2 separate regions of the Mus musculus genome follow, and region 2 is linked to region 1. A link is a loop called in an ENCODE intact Hi-C map of the cell type or tissue named here. Cell type or tissue: left cerebral cortex. All regions are shown on one strand.

Region 1 (8,000 bases):
GTGTGTTTGTTACAGGGCACCAACACCTGTGCTTAGAGACTCAGTAGATTCATATTTACATCTGATTTTTAAGTTTTATGATCTTTGCTTTCTTTCACTAAGAACCACCACTGTCATATCTGTATAACCTGGATTAACAGCCCCTTCTGTCCCCTCAGTATAGTCTGTTAACGTCAAACAACACTTTCACAATCGTTTATGTTCATCAGAGAAGTAAAACAAACGGAGTGGTGAGTTTGGCAGTAGGTAGTTTGGCAGTAGACCTGCCACAGTCTCAGATGACAAAAGTATTATCTGCTCTGAAATATCAAAGAACTAAAAATCAAATCCTAAGACAAGCATGGTGGTGTACACCTTTGATCCCAGCCCTAAGGAGGAAAAGCCAGGCAGATCTCTGTGAGTTCAGGACCAGCCCAGGCTACAAAGCAAGTACACAGTGAAATCCTGCCCAATGTGTGTATGTGGGGGTGTGGGGGGAGTCCTATGAAACTTTAACTTTAAATTAAAAAATTTCAAGATTGAACAAAGTAGACAGAGAATAGTTTAAAAGTTCCTTTAAGGAGAACACACATCCCCTGAGAGCGACAGATGACTGCCCTGCTGAGGAGGACGAGCACCTTCCAGGAGCTCCTCACAGCCTTGCCATGCATCAGTACACATATTCTTTACTGCTGGTCAAAGCATGGCTACCCCTGAACCATATCAAAGGAAGCGCTACATGTTTAATATGATAAAGCAAACAGTTTTGCCACTATAATGTTAAAATTAATTTAAAACGTTAATTTTAGTGGCAGTGGTTACAAGAGCTGATTGTTCTTCCAGAGGATCCAGATTCCCGCACGTGGTGGCTCACAACTGTCTGTAACTCTAGTTCCAGAGGATCTGACACCTTCTCAGCTGGCCTTGGAGGGTACCAGGCACACATGTAGTACAGACAGGCACAAAAGCAAACACATCCAACATAAAATAACTAAGTAAAAATTTTCATTAATTAAAATTTAGACTGGATTGAAAACTAAAATGTGGCTGGGCAGTAGTGCTGTAAGTACACTTTTAATCTCAGCACTCAAGTGGCAGAGGCAGGCAGATTTCTGAGTTCAAGGCCAGCCTGGTCTACAGAGTGAGTTCCAGGACAGCCAGGGCTACACAGAGTAACCCTGTCTTGAAAATCCAAAAACCAAAACAAACAAAACAAAAATGTGTGAAATGAGATGATTACAAAAACAAACTTGATTCATCTCACAACAAAACCAAAAGCAACAGTTATCAGGACACAGAGTAGCTGAATTAATAGGTGTGTGGGTGGTCACAAAATGAGCACACCTTTGACAGCTAAAACCACTACAGAGTATCCACCCTCAATAGACATGTCTTGACACACCATCTTCATTTTAGGGGGGGGGATCCCTTCAGATTTGGACTGTGGGATGCTGACATTTGAGGAAAAGTGAAAGAAAGAAAATCTATATTAAAAGAACTCTGAACTCCTAAGAGGGGTATGTCTAAAATAGATTCAAATCTGAGACTAAAAATGAATTGTTCACTGAGAATGTACCAGAAAGAACAGAGGTGAGAGACAACACTGTTATCCTTATTGAAGATGTCAACTCTGTAAGGTGCCACAGCACCCCTGACAATTAGTGTGTCAAAACTGTGACTGGATGAATGGCCCTGCAGGCAGCATCATGGCTCCACAGTGAGATGGAGTCCTCTGCTTTGCTGCTGGTGACAAAGTTATGGGAAAGAAATAACATGTCAAGAGTGTCCTTGCCTAAATTCCACAATGACAAATCAGGTTAGACAGACAGTAGAGGCAGCAAAGGATCTGGAAGCCAAAGTCTTGTCAAAAATCATGTAAAAGCAAAAACCCAAACAAGCATGGGGATTTGATTACTCCCTATTTGACAGAGCTGGAAAGAGTAAGAAATCCAGTCAGTTATCAGCCACCCAACCACCATTGTTAGTAGGAGCGGAGAAAAACTTACTCTGTGCCCAGCCTTAGTGGAATGAAGAAGTTGATTGCAGACAGGGGAATGGAAAAAAAAAGGGGGTGAAACATGACCAATGTTAAAAGAAAGCAACAAAAGTTAAAAGAAAAGAAACAAATAAACCAAAAACCCATACCAAATATGCAAAAATTGTTAATGATTTCTGAATGTTATGAAAGGAAATGTTAAAAATCAGCTGTGCCGAAAATAATTCCAAAAGAACTACTGATTCTCTTTTTAAACACAGGACAAACACCCACACACAGCAAACTGTCAATGTCGTTCTACATTTTCTTGCTTTGTACACCAACTCCTGTTTCTTTACTTCTCAATCTGTCTACTCTTTATAATTTGAGTAGATTATAAAGATTTGATATTTATAATTTGAAGAATTCATCAGGAAAAGGTTAAAGTTAGTATTTTCTCATTACTGGGGTCTTGTTATCTCTAGATATACTGGAGGTATATGTGTATATGTGTATGTATATATATGTGTGTGTATATAGATATGTATATATGTGTGTGTGTATGTATATATATACACATACATACACACATATATATATTTATTTATTTTATGTTTGAGGTTCTAGTATTGAAAAATCACACTCCAGGGTAAGTTATGTGCTATAGAGGATATTACTAGCTGGAGTACTTTATCATGTGACAAAAATGTCAAGATCAAGCTCTGTGTGGTGGCACACTCCTTTAGTGCCCACTCTCAGGAGACAGAGGCAGGCAGATCTCTGATTTCCAGGCCAGTAGGGCTACATCGTTATAACCTGACTTAGGATGGAAGAGATGGCTCAGCAATTAAAAAGCACTTGCTGATCTTTGAAGGACCCGGATTTGGTTCCCAGTACCCGCGTGGCACCTCACAACTCCCTGTAACTCCAGTTCCGGGGGATCCGAAGCCCTCTGGTCTCCAGTAGCTCCTGAACTTGTTTGGTGCACATAAACTCATGTAGAGACACATACACAAAAATTCAAAATAAAAATTTAAAAGAAACGTGATGCCCAGCATAGCAACTGCCCTTAAACATAAGCGTTCACCCCTCAAAACGACTTCAGAGACATGAATATGCAATCATTCCAGCAAATTCTTCTTCCTTGCAAGTGTCTCCAAATTGCCATCAAAGAACTAGTCTACTTTAAACTGGAGTCTAAAGCAAAATAATTCTCTTTTAGATGCCAAAATCCAGTGAATTTAAGCATATACCTTTGGAACGGCTTATAAAGCCACCTTTTTTTTTTTCTTTTCCATTTTTTATTAGGTATTTATCTCATTTACATTTCCAATGCTATACCAAAAGGCCCCCGTAGCCACCCACCCCCACTCCCATACCCACCCACTCCCCCTTTTTGGCCCTAGCGTTCCCCTGTACTGGGGCATATAAAGTTTGCATGTCCAATGGGCCTCTCTTTCCAGTGATGGCCGACTAGGCCATCTTTTGATACATATGCAGCTAGAGTCAAGAGCTCCGGGGTACTGGTTAGTTCATAATGTTGTTCCACCTATAGGGTTGCAGATCCCTTTAGCTCCTTGGATACTTTCTCTAGCTCCTCCATTGGGAGCCCTGTGATCCATCCATTAGCTGACTGTGAGCATCCACTTCTGTGTTTGCTAGGCCACCTTTTTAAAAGGTTGTCTGCACAAGGATAATCTGTGAAAAACGCAACGCGTGCCCAGCAGCCAGTGAGGTGCCTTCACTTTAACCTTCATCAGGACAAACAGCAGTCCCCCCCCCCAACTTTAGAGAGCAAAGAGTGCCTTCGAAAATCGGATTACAAGGACGTGTCTGCACAGAAAAGTCGTAGGGACAGCAATCTATTGGGGGGGACGGGCCTAAAGGTCTGATGCAGACTGGGTAAGCTAAGGCTCTCCGAACAACCCCGCGCATCTCCGCAGGCTCCAAACGATCCCCACGACATCGCTCAATGGGGCCGCAGCGGCCACAGGAGACGAGCAGTCCCCTTTCCGGGTCCCCGTCCGGAGTGGCGGCCAGTGCGACGGCTACTTCGCGCTCTGCCCCGAGGCCGGCTACCCCCAGCAAGCCGGGAAGGACCAGGAGGGAAGAGACGTGCGGTCACACCGACTGCCGGAGCCGATCTCGTGACCGGGTCCGGCCGCCGGGTCCGCCTCGCACGCCCTCTGGCCGCTGGGGCGAGGGGGCGACATCAGGCCGAGCCGCACCCTCAACCAGCCGCGGTCCTCCCGTTCCAACTCCGCGGCCACCCGGATCCTCCTCGCGCCCCCACCCCACTCCCTCAACCGGACGCCGCAGCATCCCGGCCCCACCCGGGTAGCAGCCGCCGTGGGGCTCACCATCCTGTCACCAGGGCTCCGTTCAATCACCACGAACGCCGCCGCCCTCTTCCTCAGGCTCCTCGGTCGACCCGCCCACTTCTTCCGCCACCAATGAGACGCGAAGTTGGCAAGAGCCTGTCTTACGGGGGCCCGTAAGGGTCATTTCCCGTCAAGGGAAAAAAAAAAAAAACCCGGCGCTGCAAGAAATCGCTCGTGGGCGGGGCAAAGGAAAGGCTGAGCTCGCGGAAAGTGCGGGGGCAACATCCGGGCACCCGCGGCTGGCGCGCTTGCGCCCTCCATGCCTGCTCTGCCCGTAGCCATGCTGAAGTGCGGGATGACGGGCGGCCAGGTGAAAGGTGGAGCGGCCATTCTTGCTTTGCTACTTAGAAGAGGGAAAAGTCTAACGCCTCGTGCAGGGTTTATCCATCGTCTTCTTCGGCCTCCTCCGCCATTCTTCGCCACGACTGAAGCTGCCATAGCGCGCCTCGCGAGGGCCATGCTGGGCTTCGAAGAGCATGCCAGCCCCGTTCCATTTGATTTATGTCCAGGGTTTAATTCGGTGACCGAGAAAAGAATTGTGCCATTGGGCCTTAAACTCGGATTGAGGAGGGCTGATGTGGAGAGAATTCAAGGGGGGAAATAATACTTGACCAGCAAAAGTATTTTTGAGCTGTGGGAAAACCAACCTGCTGCTTTATTCGACATTCTGCCGGAGACATTTTTTTTATTGTTGTTGGGTTTTGTTTTTGTTTTAATATATAATCTCGAACAATCCTCTCTGTCCCTCAGTCGAAAAATGAGACTAATATTAGCCCCTTCGTTGATAGAGGTTGTTAGAAGCATGGGCTAAATAAAAAGTCCATGTAGTGAGATCAGAAATTAGAAAGACTGTGTGGAGAACTGTATAATACATAGCCTTATAAGGGGGGTGGGATGCTTGGGCTGGGGACCGGGTTTGTGTGTAGACAGACCAAAGAAGGGCCAGTGTACCATCCCCCTTCAGAGGTTGGGAGAACTCAAAATGAATGAGAGCATTAGCACGGAAATTGGCTTGCAGGAGAAATAATGTTGAATTTTATGTCGATGCATATTTATTGAAGTCTTACTGTGTATGTAGGTAAGGGTATACGGCATTTCCTAATGTAAATTAGTCTATAAAACGCTGTGTGGATCGGCTGAGTAGTTTAACTCCCAGGTGTATCTTGACCAAAAAGTTCAGTGTAATCACTTAACGGGAAATTGTTCGGACATATTCAGGAAAAAAGGATTTCAAACCACTGTTTCCAGCTCTGTGGCATCACATACAATTAGGACACCGTGTGGTGAATTCCTGTCATGGTGCCTCCTCTCATAGTGATGCACTTTGCTAAGGCTTGACACAGCATCAAAGTTGAGATCGTTATAGTCTAACAACATGTTAACCTAGCCTAGCATGTTGGAAGCCAAGATGCTCAATGCTGTTGTCGTATGGATAGCCCATGAATGGATGCAAGTGCTAACCACTTAGTTTCCAGCCTTTAGCCCAAGATCAAGCGTAGAGCAATTAGTAGAGCCAGGATGAAATGGGTTAGTCGGAAAAGGCCTTGAAGTTTCGGAAGGATGAAGTTTGCCAACAATTTTGGATAACTAGTGTTTTGATTGAGGAGTAGTCTTGTCTCTGTAAAACTAAAATCCCCTATTTCCATCTCAGGCAGTCTGACCCACAGGGCGCTAACACGCAACAGAAGAATCACTTGCATTTGACAGGCATGACTAAGTTGTTCAGTGGATCCCACCGTCCTTTCTGGTTTTCACTTGAGTCCTGTGCATACAAGAGTAGTCTTGTGGTTTGTCTTCACTGCTTGGGAAGAATGTGAACGCACCTTTCTTTTCCTCCATAGTATTTGGGAAAGCAGTACAAACGCTATCACGAGTGAGCGATGAGCTGTGGCTAGACCCATCCGAGAAAGGTGTAAGTTAAAAGGCCTGCTGTGTCGAAAACCAAACCAAAAAAAAAAAAAGCCAGGTGTGCCTCAAATCCCAGCACTTGGGAGGAAGAGGCAGTGGGGTTTCTTTGAGTTTAAGGCCAACCTGGTCCACAGAGTAAGTTCCAGGACGCCAAAGCCACACAGAGAAACTCTGTCTCAAACCCTCCCCTACGGGTCAAGAAACACAAACAGACAAACGAAAAACAACGACAACAACACAAAACAAACCAGGTGTGATGGCACAGGCCTATATTCCCAGTGCCAGGGAGGCAGAGCTCAGCCAGCTATATATCAAGTGTGAGACCAGTTTGAACTACGGGAAACCTATTTTACATGCCAAGATAAATTAAATTTAAAAGAATGTTAAGTGACTGGTTCATATATTAAAGCAAGAGAAGATGTTTTAAAAGTGCTAAGTCCAAGTGAAGTGTGGTGGGTAAAATCGAGAGCACATAAAAATTCCAAAACCTGACAGTTTATAAGCATGCATTCCCAGAATGGCTGCTGCGTTAAGTTATAGCTTCTCCCCCCAGGCAAGGTATGAGGTCAGTCACTTAGGGCTTTTCTGTCACTTCCCACACTTCATGCATTAACGTTGTGGTCACTGTGGACACTGACAGTTTTACGGTATCAGAGCTTGAGAGTATAGATTTTGTATGTGTATGTTCAATATAGATATATACACATCTGTAGGTACCATGTGCAAGTTCAGTGCGCACGGTTTTATTTGAATGTATTTGTGGCATTATGGTCACAGCAGGATTGACTCAGGATAGAAGTCGGTCTTCTCTGAAATAGCTCACTTATTCCTTTCCAGCTTGCTCTGAGATCTGTGAATTCTTGTCATTCCACGTATGGCTACGTCCTGTTTTCATCTATGTTTTTTCAACATTATCAGTGGTCACCCTTTGCCACGATGAGTGATACTGACTTACCACTGAATTTAAATTGCAAATTGGCAATAAAGGTAAAAACAGTTGATTTTCTCTTATATGGGAGGAATACTCCTTTTGTAGGGCTTAACAGCTGTACTATACTTAATCATTTCTATGCCATTTATGAATATACAGACGTTCATCTGTTGGGCTTTTTAAAGTTAATGGGGTAGCCATAGTAAGTATGTGTTTAATGTTTACGATGTGTTTGTATTGCAGTCAGTTCTGCCAATCTTTAGATGTCTGAATTACCTTGAAAGAAGTGTGGAGAAGTGCACAGTAGTCGCCAGAGCGGATAAATGCAGAGTCGTCATTCAGTTCTTCGGCAAGCATGGTAGGTGCAGCAGAAAGTGGTGTGTTTCTTAGTGTCTTTGTGCGTACAGTCTGCAGACGACTTCGGAGTGGGTTCTGTGCAGGAATGCAGTGTGGCAGGTGTGACACCTGTCTTTGCAGGTGTAGTGTAAGCAAAGTGGCCGAGGTTATCTCCTCAGGACTAAAAGGCACAAGCTCGTCTGCATGCAAAACAAAACAGCTTTTTAAAACGTCCAACCAGGGAGGTGGATCAGTCAGCCTTGCAAGCAAATGATCTGACATCATGATCAGGACCATGTTTTTAAAAGAAATGTAGGTATGGTGACAAATGCTGGTAGATCCAGTGCTGCAGAGGCAGAGAAGAAGGCAGGTCCCTGGGACTCACTGTCCCCATAGCCTAGACTACCTGATGAGCTTCAGAGCAGTGAGAGGTGCCTCTTAATGAAGAAGGGGGTCCAGATGGAAGACAGACTCGGAAATGACATCTGAG
Region 2 (8,000 bases), 69 kb after region 1:
ATGACCTGAACTTCATTAACGTTAAGGTTCAAAAGCCAGGCATGGTGGCTCACAACTTTAATCCAACCACTCAGGAGGCAGAGGCAGGCAGATCTCTTGTGAATTTGAGACCAGTCTGGCCTACACAATGAGTTCTAGGTCAGCTGTAGCTGCATATAGTGAGACTCTATCTCAAAAACAAAACCAGGGCTAGAAAGATAATGATTCAGCAGCCAAGAGGACCAGCTGCCCTTACAGAAGACCTGGGTTTGACTCGCAGCATCCCCATAGCAGCTCACAACCATTCAGAATTACAGTTCCAGGGAACCCAATGTCCACCCACATCCACCAAGGGCATCAGCCATGCATGTGGTACGTGCAAGCAGGCAAAACACCCCCACACACAAAACACTACCACCACCACCACCACCACCACCACCACCACCACCACCACCACCACCACCGCCACCGCCACCCCACCAAAGAATATTTTTTAAGATTGGCAAGACTCACAAAAACACTTCAGAATCCTGGCCCAGTAAAAACTCAAAACCAAAGGCTGGCGTAGAAAACTGTTTTATTTTCATGTTTAGGTTCCAAGTTAAGCCAAGCTTAAACAAACAACCCTTGGCTTTTTAAGAGCAGCTTCACTGCTCAGTCTTTAGAGGCCAGAATTTATACTGCACAAACCATGCCTTCCATTTTCAAATAAATGGTTTTCTGTAAGCTGTGTTTAGCATGCAGGGGAGTTTTTGTTGCTTTCCAGTTATGAGTCAGAGAGAATAAAGCGATTATAAACACATTCATATGCTCTCTCACTCTCACTCTGACTCTTTCCCTCCCTTCATCCCTTCAAGTATGACAGAGAAAGCCCTGTCTGCCAATAACTAGCAGTGCTTTGAAGTTACCCAAGCATCTGAAGGTCTCTCTACTCATCACCAAAACATGGAGGAAATGGGCCTCAAGGTTGTGAAGTCTGCAGTTCTCAGCAACCTTTTGATGCTGCTGTTGTGATGGGGACATCAGGTGGCTCTCATGGCTCTGTGTACCTAGGAAGGCACAGCATGCAAAGTGACAAAGCTCAGGGCTAAGTAAAGGGAAGGAAAACAGCTCGTGCCGCATGGGCTTACTCCTGCTGGCCCAATGGAGAGAAGGAGCCCCTGCCAATTTTCCACACGGGATGGGAGTGGTGCTGGGACTCACCACACCCTCCACAGCCAATTTTTCCTAAAAGAAATCCAGTGGGGACAATAACAGTGTGAGTCATCAAGTGTTCTTTATCATGACTAACAGGACAATTCAGTCCCAATGTTATCATACATACACACATACATACATACATCTATGGACAGTTTCTCTGTGTAGCTCTGGCTGTCCTGGTAGACCAGGCTGGCCTTCAACTCAGAGATCTGCCTGCCTCTGCCTCCCAAGTGATGGAATTAAAGACATGTGCCACTATGACCTGTCAATTTCAATTTTTAAAAAAATTAAAATAATAATTTATTTCTCCTACTCTAGCTTTCATTCCTAACAGCTGAGGAGAAGCCCACAGTGAGTGACCAAACTGCAGAGATACTTAGCAAGAGAGAGTCTCAACTCAGAGACAAGACAAGGCCTCTTTATGTAGACCAAGCTAGCCTTGAACTCACACAGCTTTACCGTAATGTGATTCAGCTTACAACTCGTATCAGTTCAGCCTGTGATAGGATGGTGTCAATAGAGTCAGAGGCACCACCTGGTGAACTGCCTCATGGCTGCCAAAGACCAAATGAGGCCAACTTAGAAAGTTGTTTCAGGTGACTCCCAGGATGGCTTTCCAGAAGGGCACCTCCACAACAGGACAGTCCTGGAGAACCTGTTCCTCACTGTTCTCATGCCCACTCCCCCATTTGCAGGTGTGTGTCTGCAAGATCTTTGTCAAATCTGACTAGCTTCTTCTTGGACACATAAGCAGCAGTGTGTGTGTGTGTGTGTGTGTGTGTGTGTGTATCTCCATCAGACACTCAAGCACCTGCCTTCAGTGGCACATGGTGGACTGTCTCCAGCCTGCCTCTGTGCTCTCTTCTCCAAAGAGGTCCCTTGCACAGCCAAGGATCCTTCAGCCAGTGAGCCAAGGTAACTTAACAACTGAGTGCCCAATGCTAGATACAAAAACGAAGAGCTCTACCAAGGTGCCTGTGGCAGGCGATTCATAGCCATGCTGTTTGAGGGACTACAGGAAAACCTGAACCTGACTGTCTAGCCAGAGCCTCCACATTAAGTCTGACAGCCTACTCCTTTCATCTTTTCCAGATAAGGACCGCAGACTCAGAAAGTCCACCCAAGACCACAAATTACAGAGCTACTTAGTTGCAAAGCTTAACCTCAAAGTAGGCATGGTTTCTGCCAGAATGCCAGAGCAGGAGATGAAATCTGTGCTTTTTTAGAAAGGGTCTGACCAGTATCTCCCGTACCCTTGTAAATATGCCACAATGCCAAGATAGCAGCGTGTTCAAATTCAGCAGAGACTTAATACATTCAGATACAGTAGTCCCCTTTCTTCTTGAGGGATACATTCAAGGCCCCTAGTGGATGCCTGAGCCTCAGAGAGTACTGAACCCTCTAAGTACTTTTTCAAATACATATATAGCTATGATAAAGAATAATTTGTAAGCTGGGCAGTGGTGGCACATGCCTTTAATCCCAGCACTTGGGAGGCAGAGGCAGGTGAATTTCTGAGTTCGAGGCCAGCCTGATCTACAAAGTGAGTTCCAGGACAGCCAGGGCTACACAGAGAAACCCTGTCTCGAAAAACAAACAAACAAACCCTAAGAGTGGTTCACTCCAGGTATTTGTCAATGTGATATGCTCAGACCCAGGTCTAGAAAGTACTATTACTGCCAATCAATCAAACCACAGATTTCTCACAAAAATAAAATCAAGCCCAAAAAACTAGCTTGTAGTCAGCTTTATAAAACGACCTTTCCTGGCTCATCATCGCTTAACCTGTCCGTATGACTGCAGCTCCTGACATCTTTTTGGTGGTGTTGGGTCTTGAACAAGGGCCTCATGCATGGGTGGCAAGTTAGCAGCCTATACTACCCACGGCTCACTGTGACTTCAAAGGCAGCACAGACCCTAAGTTCCCCAAGCGAAGGGCTGCTGGCTGCCTAGGTGACTTGCAGAAGCCGCAAACGGCAGCCTCTCAATAGACTTCACGGCGAATCTGTATACTTCCAAACCTAGGGAGGCTCTCTGAAAGGTTGGTACCAATAGTGCGGTCTAAATACTACAAGATTTTTCTCAACACAGATGAAGAGGTTATTCATCAATTAAAATGAGAACCAACCCCGGTATCATGCTTACAAACACTCCATGTGACAAAACCAAAACTCACAAGGTTATCTGATTTGAAAATGTCAAGAGCTGGGAGCTGGGCACACACCTGTATCTTCAGCAAGAGCTGAAGGTCAGCCTGCACTAAACAGCAAACGAGCTACAAAGACACTGTTCACACGAAAAAGAAAGAAGGAGAAAAAAAAAACGGCAAACAATTACTGTCACAAAAACTATTATTTGCTCCGATGCCATATTTTGTCTAAGCCTATGAAGCTTTTAAGTAACCATAAACTCAATGTCACTGGAGAAGTGAAACCAACGTGACATTTGAACCTAGGCGCCAATGACAGTCTGTCCTTCAATATCAAAAGAAGAGCTTCCCGAACTGAAAGACCTTTAGTGGCATACAGGGAACTCTCCAAGGGCATACCCTAGGTAAAGTTTCTGACAGCTTGTGCATTTGTTTAGGCCTTTGGACAGCTCTCTCTCTCTCTCTCTCTCTCTCTCTCTCTTTCTCTCTCTCTCCTCTCTCTCTCTCTCTCTCCTCTAGTAACTGGGATAGATCTTAGGAAGCACCTGTGGCCTAAAAAGCTGTGACCGAGTCTCACAGCCTTTTTGGCTGCAGCCTACAAGCAGGTCCAGCCATTCTATTTTGGGTCAAGGAGACCTTTCTGCCACCCCCAAGTGACCTCAAGTAGACAAGCTGGGTTAGGGAGAAAGCACTGCTAGAATTTCTAACCAGGCCAGCAGTCCACCCACAACCCCACGGCCCTTCCCGAAAAGGATGGCAATCCGAGGACGGTCCAGGCAGCGGGAAGAACCCACGACGGGGGGCTGTGGGCTCCCCGCCGTCTGTCTTCGGGTCTGCTCCCGGATCCCGCAGCTGGGACCGGGCCGTGGCGTCAGGAGCTCGCCAAGAAGCAGGGATTCCCGGGGCGCCAAGAGGGAGGAGGGAGTGAGGCAAAGCGAGGTTAGCAGCCTGCAGGTGTCGCCGAACGAGGAGGACGAGGTCGCGTGGGGGCTGTGACTAAGAAGAGTGCGCGGTTCTGCACCGGGACGGACTGGACACATTCCCAAGGCGGTGACCTTGGGCACGTGGCTCCACCGCTCTGTCCCTCAGTTTCCCCATTTCTAAAGTGTGGGGATGGGGAGGGAGGGATCGTGAGGCAGAAAACGCATCTCGGGGCGCTCGGCAAGGCGCTGCGCTGCGCTCAGCGGAGGAAGCAGGGAAGACTCGCACTCCGGAGTCCCCAGGAGGCCGACTTGGGGCCGGGGGACTCACCCAGGACGTCGGCCGAGCGGTGGCGGGCCACGAAACACGCGTCGTCCCCGTAGCACGCGCCCTTCTTGAGCAGGCCCTTACGGAAGTCCTTGCCGAAGCCGCAGCCCGCCGTCACCAACCCGTAGTCGCCGCTGCTGCCACCACCGCCGCCGCCGCCGCCGCCCGCCCTGGGGTCGGTCTGCGACAGGCCGCCGAGCACGGCACGGGCCACCAGGCGTCCATACGACAAGACCGAGAACATCGCCGCCGCCGCCCCCCCGAGGAGGCGCGGGGCCCGGGGCGCCGGAGGACGCCGAGGCCCGGAGCCGGCTCTCTCCTCCGCCGCAGCCGCGCCGCCGGGGCGTTCCTCAGGGCGGCGCGCACTGGCCACTGCCGCCCCTGCCCGCCGCACGGGGCCTCGCACACGCTCTACCGCACGCACTGGAGCCAGAGCGAGGTCAGAGCCGGCGGCTCCTCCGCCTCAACCACACTGGGGTCCCGGCTGCAGCCGCCGCCGCCGCCGCCATCTTCCGCTCCACTAGCGTGTTCCGGGCCGCGCCGGCAGCGCCGCCCCCTCTCCGACCCCGCCCCGGCCCCGCCCCCTCTCCGCGGCTCAGGTCCAAGCCCCGCCCCCTCGGACTCGCAGCCCTATGTAGTCACCGGAATCGAGCGTGCGCAAAGGGTGTGGGCGCAGTGTCTCCTGGAAGTCGTAGTTAAGAGTTATAGTCGCTTTGGTCTTGGCTACCTGTGATCCAGGAGTTAGATTTACCAGAGGACTGTAAATTATTGAGAATGACCGGTAGACTGGGTTGTTGGGGGTTTTTTTTGGGGGGGAATTAGAATGGGTGTCCTGTTTTGATTTTTTTTCTCTCTCACCACCTTTTTTTTTCCCTCTTCTGATTTTTTTGAGATAGAGTTTCATCAAGCACAGGCTGACCTCAGACTCGCTCTGTCACCAAGGTTGGCCTTGGATTCCTTCTGATCTTGCCTACAGCTTCTCAAGTTCAAGGATTACAAATTATGTGCCACTATATCTTGTTTAACAGTTTCTTCCATACACACCACATACACACACCCTCTCTCTATATATATTCCTTTACATAACTGTAAGAAACCAAGATTGGGATTCTACACCATCTAGTATACTGGGTGAGAAACGGCAATCCTAACATTTCCATTATTCCTGTGTCTTGAAAGCCCCAGATCTAGTACCCTAGATCCTAAGTTTGACAGTCAACCTGGCCAAGCAGGTCTTTTTCCTGCCTCTGATTTGGAGGCCTTCAGAAACTGTGGAGGGCTGAGAGAACTGCCAAGATGAGGCCTCTTTCTCCAGCCACAGCTGCCTTCTCTTTTCAAGAGGGTCATCCCTTGGCAGAAAGAAGGGGTCAGGCATGATGGCCTATAGCTCTAATCCCTGGCAGTTAGGAGGCAGAGGTAGGCAGATCTGTGAACATGAGGCCAGCCTGATCTACATAGTGAGTTACAGGTCAGTTAAGGTTACATAGACACCCTGTCTCAAAAAAGAAAGAAAGAAAGAAAGAAAGAAAGAAAGAAAGAAAGAAAGAAAGAAAGAAAGAAAGAAAGAGAGAGAGAAAGAGAGAGAAAGAAAGAAAGAAGAGAGAGGGAGATAAAGAAGAGAGGGGGCACTTTCTATTTTATTTTTTCTAAAACTCTTGGCCTATTTGAACAAAGATCAAACAGCCTTCCCCAAATATTAACAATTGTAAGTTATTTCCCTAAGAAATTATTTCAGTTGAGTAACAGCAAAGACTCTTTATCATCATCATCGTCATTACTGTTCTTTTTTTTTTTTTTTAAGATTTATTTATTATTATATCTAAGTACACTGTAACTGTCTTCAGACACACCAGAAGAGGGCGTCAGATCTCATTATGGATGGTTGTGAGCTACCATGTGGTTGCTGGGATTTGAACTCAGGATCTTCGGAAGAGCAGTCGGTGCTCTTAACCACTGAGCCATCTCTCCAGCCCGTCATTACTGTTCTTAAGAGAACTTTTTAAGCTGAGCAGTGGTGGCGCACGCCTTTAATCCCAGCACTTGGGAAGCAGAGGCAGGTGGATTTCTGAGTTCGAGGCCAGTCTGGTCTACAGAGTGAGTTATTCTTATTTTATGTGTTTTTTCTACATGTGTGTCCTATGTCATGTGTGTGCAGTGCCCCTGGGGCCTCAGAAGAGAGCATTCGATCTCTTAAAACTGGAGTTACAGACAGTTGTGAGCAGCCATATAGGTGATGGGAATCCAACCCAGGTCCTCTAGAAGAGCAGTCAGTGCTCTTGACTGCTGAGCTATCCCTCCAGTCTCTAGTATTTTGTTGTAAAGACAGGATCTCCTATAACTTAGGCTGACCTTGAACTTTCTGTTTGCCTAAGGCTGACTTGAACTCAGTCCTGTTTCTCCTTCCTCTACAGGTCAATTGCCCAGCCTTATAAGCACACACTAGCATGCCCAGTTTATCTCATTTACAGTGTTGGTATGTGTCATAAACATATACACATTGAGGTTTCATTCCTAGCCAGTGTGGGTGGTGTATAAATGATCTAGGTCCAAAATACCTTTTCTAGCTATTTGGTGTTTCCTTGCTGACTGGCCTCCTGCCAAGCACACAGCTGCCCCAAAACCTTTCCTTTATTCTTTCTTCTACCAGTGAGGATGTAATTCCATATCTAAGGGGATCTTAGATATCTGTGTTCTCTGTTGTGCTCCCAGACCATGGGATTTCACTACAGACCGGGTTACTCAGGGGTGGAGGCAAATAGGCATCATATCATCAGGGTTTAATCTAATATCTGGCACATGGGAGAGAAGTTTGTAAATGTCTGATCTGTTTGGTAAAAGAAAGAACAGTGGGCTAGACCATACATACTATCAGAATGGAAGGAAATGTTTGGAAAGGTGGAATTCACAAACAATAGAATTGGCCTTTAGTAATCCAATGTGAAATAATTTGTAGTTTAACTTAATATTGTGTATAAGTGTATGTGTGTGCCTGTGTGTGTGTGTGTGTGTGTGTGTGTGTGTGTGTGTGTGTGTGTACATAGGCACTTGCATATCCAGGGTGTGGAGGTTGGGGGACACATACCATATGTATGCAAGACTGAGGTCAAAGGACAGCGATCAGGAGACCAGCTCTTCCCTTCCACCTTCCACGGGTTCTAGGAATCAAACTCGTGTTTCCAGGGCTGCACAGTAAATGCCTGAACCTATGGAGTTCTCTCTCACGCCATAATTTAAAATTGTAACATAAAAAAAAAAACTCATCCAGGAATGTTTGCCTTTTTCTAGATCCACTCTGAACAGCATTCCAGTCACTGCAGTCATTTAATGGTCCTTTTTTAAGATGCAGTGTTGTTGGTTTTTTTTTTTAATATACCTAAAGTCCTGCCAACTAAACACCCATTACTATGTCGCCTAATTACTCTTG

What was found. Peaks named below come from ENCODE experiments on the same cell type or tissue, not always from the same donor. Only the 100,000 strongest peaks of a DNase experiment are listed, where the experiment ranks them.
Region 2: it touches region 1 in a loop (5-fold over the local background); 3 of 42 quality-filtered maps call a loop at or near these places.

What each region holds. Positions count from the first base shown.
Region 1 is chr5:122,350,791-122,358,790 of GRCm38, reverse strand. Rad9b (RAD9 checkpoint clamp component B) reads left to right here and starts at 4,586. Exons shown (of 13, transcript NM_001382853.1): 1 at 4,586-4,652; 2 at 6,177-6,247; 3 at 7,081-7,230; 4 at 7,418-7,532. The coding sequence starts at 4,616. It overlaps Vps29 (VPS29 retromer complex component), which reads right to left and starts at 4,463. Exons shown (of 4, transcript NM_019780.2): 1 at 4,315-4,463. The coding sequence starts at 4,317. In left cerebral cortex, no CTCF peak of the experiment used is centred here; DNase peaks (open chromatin) are centred at 2,249 and 4,468; H3K4me3 peaks cover 1,829 bases; H3K27ac peaks cover 1,228 bases.
Region 2 is chr5:122,281,489-122,289,488 of GRCm38, reverse strand. Pptc7 (PTC7 protein phosphatase homolog) reads right to left here and starts at 5,091. Exons shown (of 6, transcript NM_177242.4): 1 at 4,580-5,091. The coding sequence starts at 4,820. In left cerebral cortex, a CTCF peak has its summit at 4,993; DNase peaks (open chromatin) are centred at 4,360, 4,717 and 5,214; H3K4me3 peaks cover 2,552 bases; H3K27ac peaks cover 1,166 bases.